2 separate regions of the Homo sapiens genome follow, and region 1 is linked to region 2. The links are chromatin loops, found by intact Hi-C in ENCODE. Cell type or tissue: PC-3. All regions are shown on one strand.

What was found. Hi-C counts contacts between places; a loop is a spot of excess contacts. Peaks named below come from ENCODE experiments on the same cell type or tissue, not always from the same donor. Only the 100,000 strongest peaks of a DNase experiment are listed, where the experiment ranks them.
Region 1: a loop joins it to region 2, with 7 times the contacts of the local background. A loop is called at or near these places in 1 of 110 quality-filtered maps.

Annotation. Positions count from the first base shown.
Region 1 is chr4:148,005,334-148,009,333 of GRCh38, reverse strand. All of the region lies in intron 18 of ARHGAP10 (Rho GTPase activating protein 10), which reads right to left. Among named protein-coding and RNA genes, the nearest start is that of MIR4799, 220 kb to the right of the region's middle. In PC-3, no CTCF peak of the experiment used is centred here; a DNase peak (open chromatin) is centred at 1,823; H3K4me3 peaks cover 797 bases; H3K27ac peaks cover 2,297 bases.
Region 2 is chr4:148,168,920-148,172,919 of GRCh38, reverse strand. The region is part of intron 4 of NR3C2 (nuclear receptor subfamily 3 group C member 2); the gene reads left to right. Among named protein-coding and RNA genes, the nearest start is that of NR3C2, 270 kb to the left of the region's middle. In PC-3, no CTCF peak of the experiment used is centred here; a DNase peak (open chromatin) is centred at 1,899; H3K27ac peaks cover 2,358 bases.

The sequences.
Region 1 (4,000 bases), 160 kb after region 2:
ATGGTGAAACCCTGTCTCTACTAAAAATACAAAAATTAGCCAAGCATGGTGGTGTGCACCTGTAATCCCAGCTACATGGGAGGCTGAGGCAGGAGAATCACTTGAACCTGGGAGGCCAGAGGTTGCAGTGGGCCTATATTACACCACTGCACTCCAGCTGAGCGACAAAGCAAGACTCCATCTCAAAAAAAAAAAAGAGAAAAAAGAGAAGTATTGAGGATCTCAAATAACTTTTTTGTTTTTTTCCCCCAAAGAACTTCTGATCATGTGGATTATCTGTTGATCTTGACAGTAAAAAAAATTTAAAACTTTTAAATATATGTATTATTTAATACTAAACCATTACATATTAACATAATGATTTTTCCAAAGCAAAAATAATTTAGTGAGAAGGGCATTTTATCACATTTTGCAAATCTCTTTAACGTCCGACTTAACAGTAGACAGCGGACTCTCTGTCTCCTTCTGCATTCAATGTTTTAATTCAATGTCTTAATATCATCGCCTCTGGAAAACACCACACTACAATCTTAAGGAATGAGTGAAAAGGGCAATTATCAGAAAAATAGCTCTCACCTCACAGAACCCTGAAAAGGTCTCAGGTGACCCCAGTTCACACTTTGAGAATTCAGTCTTACATGCTGATATAGTACGTCTGATTAACAAGATTAAAAACATCCAACCCAACAGACACTGTTAGTAGAACTACATTAATCTGCTGACGGCTTCTCAATCTCAGCACTATTAGCATTTGGGGACTGCTAAGTCGTTGTTGTGGAGGGATTGCCCTGTGCACTGTAAGATGTTCAACATCACCCCGGCCTCTACCTACTAGATACATACCAGCAGTACCACCACCCCCAGTGGGGATCACCAAAACTGTCTCTAGACACTACCAAATGTCCCCTTCGGGCCAAAATTGCTTGAGGTTGAGATCCACCACTTTAAAACTACAAAAATGTTTCTAATAGCATGTGTCAGAGCTCTAATTCAGTAACTGTTAGCACCGGCTTTGTTTTCATCAGCAGAGGACATGAAACTGGGGGAGATACTGATTAATTTCCTGAGCAAGAAGTGCATCCAAGATGCTTTCAGCAGGTTGGAAACAAAGAGACCAGTAATACTAGATTCAACAGAAAAAACTATCAAGCAGTTCCTATGTTTTAAAAAGCAGCTACACAAGACAAGCAATGGAGACTGTATGCCTCAGGAGGAGCAATGCAAAAGGTCAACATAAACAGGAAGCCTAGGATGAGGCCACCACAGGCCATGATTGCAAGCTGATAACCTTTTAGACAGGATTAACAAACACAGGGCACATCCAGAAGGAGGAAGATGCTAACCCAACTGCAGTCCTGATTGACTGGGACATGCTAGGGCATTACATTTCAGTTCTGCAGTAAGAGAATTACTGAGAAACGGAAGTGTCTCCGAAGACTGTGACCGGGAACATTCAAAGCTAAGTCATGCAACTGAAGGAACTAGAAAGAAACCCAGCAAGCCACAGTATCAATTTTTAAGTTCCAAAACCATATCAAGTGGAAGAGGAATAACCTTGTAAACCTTGTATTTGACCCCAGAGGTTAAAACTGGGAATTTAGCTTGAGAAGAAAGTATATCTCAGCTGAATGTAAGGAGGGGAAAAGCCTTCCGAATTGCTGAAGTTACACAATGCTTGAGCAGTTTAACTTGGGAGACAGCGAGTTCTGTGTCAGCAAAGTTTTACAAGGTTAAGACTGGGAGCTTTCCAAAGAGGTTCACACACCGCATGAAGGGCTTGAATAGCTGACTCATGAATCGCTGAAGGAGAAAATACATACCCATCCCCAGAAGATATCCTCATCAAGCTACGTAAGCCAAGTGACTCATACTTCTCGCTACTGAGCAATCCTGTCAAGCTGACCTGTCACACTCTTCTTCCTCCATCCCTGATAAACACTCCCTGTACCATGCTGGAATCCGAGCTCCCTTCCTTCCCTGATGACATCCACAGAGTAACCATGTGAACATGCCAATGGGGTTGCCCTGATCATTTCAGGGAGGACCTGTAACAGTCATCTCATCTCATCTTAATGTTCCTTTTATTCTGATTATCTCTTTCCGAAAGAAAAGCGTGTCAGATAGTAAGTACACAAAAAAGGTTAATAAACTGTAACCATTTCACAAACACATATATTAAAGTCATTCTTATTTAGCTCTCTAAACAGTAACCCTTTTCTTCTTCTATACAGATTTTTGTCCAAGAATAGGATGATTAACCTCCTTGAAGTGCGCTAACTCCCACCGCACCTACAGGCAATTTCGTCTAATTTTTCTACATCCTATTATGCAAAAATATGTAAATCAAGAAAAGCTATCCAGGTAGTATAGTACTGCTGAGTGCTGTTCAGAAAAAGGCCACAAAGGTCCACTGATAAGCAAAGCATGTGTGCTGGGGTGGGCTGATGGGGAGGAAGGAAAGGGTGCATGGAAATCTTAGCCATGGAGCTGACTCTCCCAAATGCTGTTGATAGGGTGAGACAATATGAAGAGAGGGTAACTAATCACCTGGCAGGTTCTCACTGCATTTTCACTGTCAGAGTTTTTTTATCACATGAAAAGATGCAGATAACATGGTTATTCTTCTTTAAACACATAATCTTTTTAAAATGTTCCCTTTTTTCCCCTTAAAAGTACTCTCTTCTGGAAGTCAATAGGAAGTAAGTCAACAGGGAAATCAAATTCACAAAACCAAAATTCATTTTCAGTGAAACTGTGGGACATAGCTTCTGTATGTTGATGAAAGAGCTCTCTAATGCTCCACAGTGGCAGACCACCACCATTTTATTATGCTAGGAATATTCTGGCTTGGGAATGTGGGCATGGCACAGCAACAATGATCAGACGCTGCTGGGGTCAGGCAAAAGACGGGAAATAGCTGGAACAGGCTGACAAGGGTCATATATTTGACGTTCCCACCATTTTCGTTGTCAGCTGGGTGCCTCCGTTTTCCCCACGTCATGTCTGCTAACGTCTGGGATGACCAAGAGGTTTCTTCACATGTCCAGTGCCTGGACAGGAAAGCTGGAACAGCTAGGGCAGGCCGGGTATCTCTCCCCGTCTCTGTAGCCTCTCTACACGGTGAGCATGGGCTTCCTCAATGCTTGGCAGGCCCAGGGTGGCTGAACTTTTAACACGGCAGCTGGCTTCCTCCAGAAAAGAACGTTCCAGGAGGAAAGAAGTGGCAGCTGCCAGTGTTAGGGCCTTAATTAAGAGTCACTCCTGCCATAGTATAATGATCAAAACAGTCTCGAGTTCTACTCAGGTTTAAGGGAAAGAGATACTTAGACCCCCATATCTCTGCGGAAGGAGTGTGAAAGAAATTTGTGGCTACTTTTAATCTGCACTAAGAGATACATGTATTTGTTTCACCTAATATTGTGTAATGAGACGGTAATTTGCATGAGTAAAATAATCATTCCCAAAGTAACTTCAACATGTAAATGCTTCACAATTAACATAATACATTAAATAGATCATACACATGTAAATACTTCTCTCACTGCTTCACGTTTTTGTCATCGAAGGACAAGACACAAGAACCTCAATCATGAAAGAGAAAGGACATAAGAATTTAAGGTGTACAAACTCAAAGAAGAATCAGATTCACTGTTTAAAGTTTCTTCAAATTAAAACCTGGTCCCTCCAGCAACTTCTAGTTTTACCCAACAGATTAGTCAAATTGACATATTTCTACACTCTGAGATACAGAACTAGAATATTTGTTTTTTAATATACATTTTAATAGCCATTTAGTTGGCTTTTTAGTCAAAGAAGAAAACCACAAAAGGGCCATAATAATTGATAATACTGATACATACAGAATATTGTAAAATTCACTATTGTATATATATTTCTATATATGTTTTTTTAAATAGAGATGGGGTCTCGCTATGTTGCCCAGGGTGGTCTCAAACTCCTGGGCTCAAGTGGCCCTCCTGCCTCAAGCCCTCAAAGTGAT
Region 2 (4,000 bases):
TATGTTTATAATTTGTTAAGACTTTTCCTATAAAGCTTTTAATGACTTCCTTAGATGGAGTTGATTAGTACCTTCTCTGTGCTTCCAGAGCCTTTATTATAGCACTCATCACATTTTATTATAATTATTTGTTTATAGGTTATTTCTTGCCAAATAGTCTGAACTTACAAGAACAGAATTGTCCTTTTGTCTTTCTCTTCAGAGCACTTAGCACAGTAGATGCTTAATAAATGCTTATTGAATGAATGAATGAATAAACAAACATGCCATTAAACCTTGCCTGTTTGGCCAAAAAATAATAATCACGACAAGGTTTGGCTCTACAGTTATTAAAGACACAAAAGATTTCATTATAAAACTAGTCCTATAACAGAGTCCAAACGATGGTATTTTAACAAAGTTTTAGTGTAATATTATTTTTTCCATCCCTGCACCAGGACAATGCAGTTTCCAAAAAACACGTAAGTCTTGATCCTTATTGTTGACTTACATAGCATAGTTTGGCAACTTCTTAAATGATAATATACTGCAGGAAAGGCTTATATCTCTTCAGTCCTTGGCGAGGAATTCTAAGTACTGTTTGAACTTCTTGATTATGCTTACTTAACTAAAATTTTTGTCACCAGAATGGAAGACAATGGGGTGTTGGGATAGCTGTTGCTGCTGTTAAGGCAGGAATTTCAATCCTGGTTTGATGGTTTGTAGTGAACTTTGAACCTCATTAGGTTTAAGGTAAAAGAAAATTAGGATGAGTTGACTTACAGTAAAGGAGGGACAAATAAGCCCCCGAGACAAATGTAAAAACACAAAGAATAAGAGGTAATAGAAAGAAAAGAAAACCAAGAATGAAGCAAACCCGACACGAGTAGGTTAAGATGAAAGGTTTAGTTGAGGAGCTTAGTGCAGTAAACTCCCAGGGATTATCAACTAAATTATTATTGGATTCCATAGTTTCTAGAATACATGTAATCCAAGGTCAGAGTCAGGAATCTGTACTGATTTCAGGTGGGAGGAACACCTGTCTTCCCAGGAACTTCAAGATTGACAGGAAGCCTCAGCCCTTGTCTGGGTGGCCACTTGAGTAGAGTGGAAATAAGCAGTGCTGTGTTTAAGACCGTGAACACAAAGACAGTGGTGTAGCTCCACCTCTGGGAAATAGAGAAGCCTTCCAGCTGAAAAAAGAGAGCATTATCAGGCAGGACCTATAAGGCAGCAATACTGGGTCCCTGACCTGTTAGGAACTGGGCCGCACAGCAGGAGGTGAGTGATGGGCAAGTGCCGCCTTCTGTCAGATCAGCAGCCACATTAGATTCTCATAGGAGCACGAACCCTATTGTGAACTGCACATTCAAGGGATCTGGGTTGTGCATTTCTTATGAGAATATAATGCCCGATGATCTGAGGTGGAACAGTTTCATCCCAAAACCATCCTCCCCATCGCTGTCCAAGGAAAAAATGTCCTCCACAAAACCAGTCCCTGGTGCCCAAAAGGTTGGGAACCACTGCTATAAGGCATTCATCCCTGATAAAAATGTGTGCCTAGATAACTGGGGAGTGTGAAGCTGCACTCGTGATTGAAGTAACTCTGTAGAGCTCATACCTGGAAATTCCTTCACATTGCAGTCATGTTTAATTGTGCACTTAAATTGGCATGGAATAGGGAAAGAGGTGCAACTTTCAAAGATGAGACATAGACCATAAACCTAGGGGTGTGGACCTTTTTACCTCCAGGTGGTGTCAGCAGGAAGTCGACGCTTGGGGACCAGTAGCAGCAACACAGCTGAAGGAAGTGTGCATTTAGGGGAAGCCCTGTTCTGTCACAGGAACAAATATTCTTTTTAACGGATGGCTAGTAAGGAAGCCTGTTGTGGAAATCCCAGTTTGAATTTTGATTTGAGTGTGAATGTTGAGATCAACCAGTCATTACTCATTTTTTTATGAGTGTAATAACATTCAGGATATGTGCTTGTCAGTCAGTACATACACCCTTTGGGTGTGGCAGGGTACTTGGCCATGTCTTGTGATAATAAACCTGATATTATGATTACACTAAACTTTGGATATTTCTCTAGTGGACTGTGTACTTGTGCTTGTGTTTCTTGTAAATTATGTTTGTAGATTAAAAGTGTGGCCCTACTACTAAGACTTTGGCGTCTAGGAAACTAAATGTAAGTTTTAAATAAACATATTTAAAACATATTCCAATCTCTTACAATACCCATGACATATTTATGGAATATTTTTATAGAATTCACCCATCTATAAAGCATGGGGGTAGGAAGTGAATGCTCCATCGAAGGGGAGTGGCCAGTCCAGGTCGAGCTGTTTGTTGCCATGCCAAAGGGAGTGGCCAGTTTCAGGCCTAGGCCTATTTGTTGCAGGTATTGCCAGATTCAAAAAAAATTTTTTTTCAAGCAGTGTCAGAAGTGCAAATGTTTGTGTGAAATATGCTAAATTTTGAAAGATGAAAATGAATTTTTTTATTATGCTGAGTTCACTTTTGAGTTTATGACTTCTGTTATTAAGGAAACTAACTTTAGGAGCATAATGAATTAGCATGCTTCTTATTTCAGTTTTCATTTGATTGTTTTTTATATACCCAAGATATTTCATGATCTTTCTAGTTCACTATTCTTGCTTTAACAACTTCCTTAGTATAGACCAGTGAATCTCAACCAGGGGTGATTTTACCCCTGGAAGGGACATTTGGCAAAGTCTGGAAATATTTTTTATTGTCACAATTGGAGGTTGGGGATTGCTACTGGCATCTTTTGGGTAGAGGGCCAGGAATGCTGCTAACACTGTACAATACACAGGACCATTTCTACACAAAGAATTATCCACCCCAAAATGTCAATGAAGTTGAGAAACCATGGTGTAGACCGAATTTTTAATATCTGTCCTTTCCCTCCCTCCCTCTCTTCCTTCCTGTTAACAAATAATCTTTTCTCAGTTTCTCTCTTTCTCCTGCTTTCTGTAATCTCATTCAGAACCTTTAGGTTGATAGTTCTCAATTCTAAAGTGCAGGAAAAATCACATGGGAAGTTTGTTAAAAATGAAGACTCCCAGCCTCCACTTGTAGATACTCTGCCATGTGTACTTTGGGCAGCCCAAGATTCTGCATCTTGAGTAAGCCCTGAGGCGATTATAAGGAAGATCACCCATTGACCAGAGTTTGAGAAGAAATATGATCATCTCTGTTTTCATAGTCTTTGGCTTTATGTGTTTCATCATTGTTTAGATCTTTTATCATTTGAATTTCTCAGTTATATCCCATTACTTTTATTAAGCCCTTAAAATAGCCATAGCTTTTAGTAGTTATTTACACTTTGGGAAGTAAGTAAATTAAAGCATAGTTGAGGATAAAGAGATGAATATATATATATTTATATACATGATTTTATATATATATAAAAAATCATAAATCATATTTGATCCTTATGAGTTGTTGAAGTAGCTACATAGTATATCTTACAGGGTTCCTTTCCCAAATTTCTAATTTCTTTTCTCAGTCTTTTTTGTAATATATCATATGTGTTTCTCAGAAGAAGTTGTTTGAGAGGAGCTCCCTGCAAATACAAGATTAAAATTTTGTTTAGCTTTTTAAGCATAGGAACCAAGTGAGAAAAAAAAAGTGTGGACTATAACAGCTGATAATATTGAGAATAATTTATGTAAGTGATTTCTTAACCATACTGATGTTAATGTTATGAAAGATTAACTTTCCAGAGAGATGAGTTTAGGCCATGTACAGTGAAGGCAATATGGTCATCGTAGATCTATTCATCCAGATGCTGCTTGGTACTTAGAAAAAACTGATGTTTATGCCACCGTAGTGACCTGCCTTCAGGGGCTTCAACTTGTATCTAACATTCACATGTTATGGTATATTGATTTCAATTCACAGGGCTTTGATAGTCAGGTCAACAACAATTCTTTAGTGTCTTCTTGAAATTTACAGTTAGAGTGATGCATGGTAATTATTGGGTACTTTATGAAG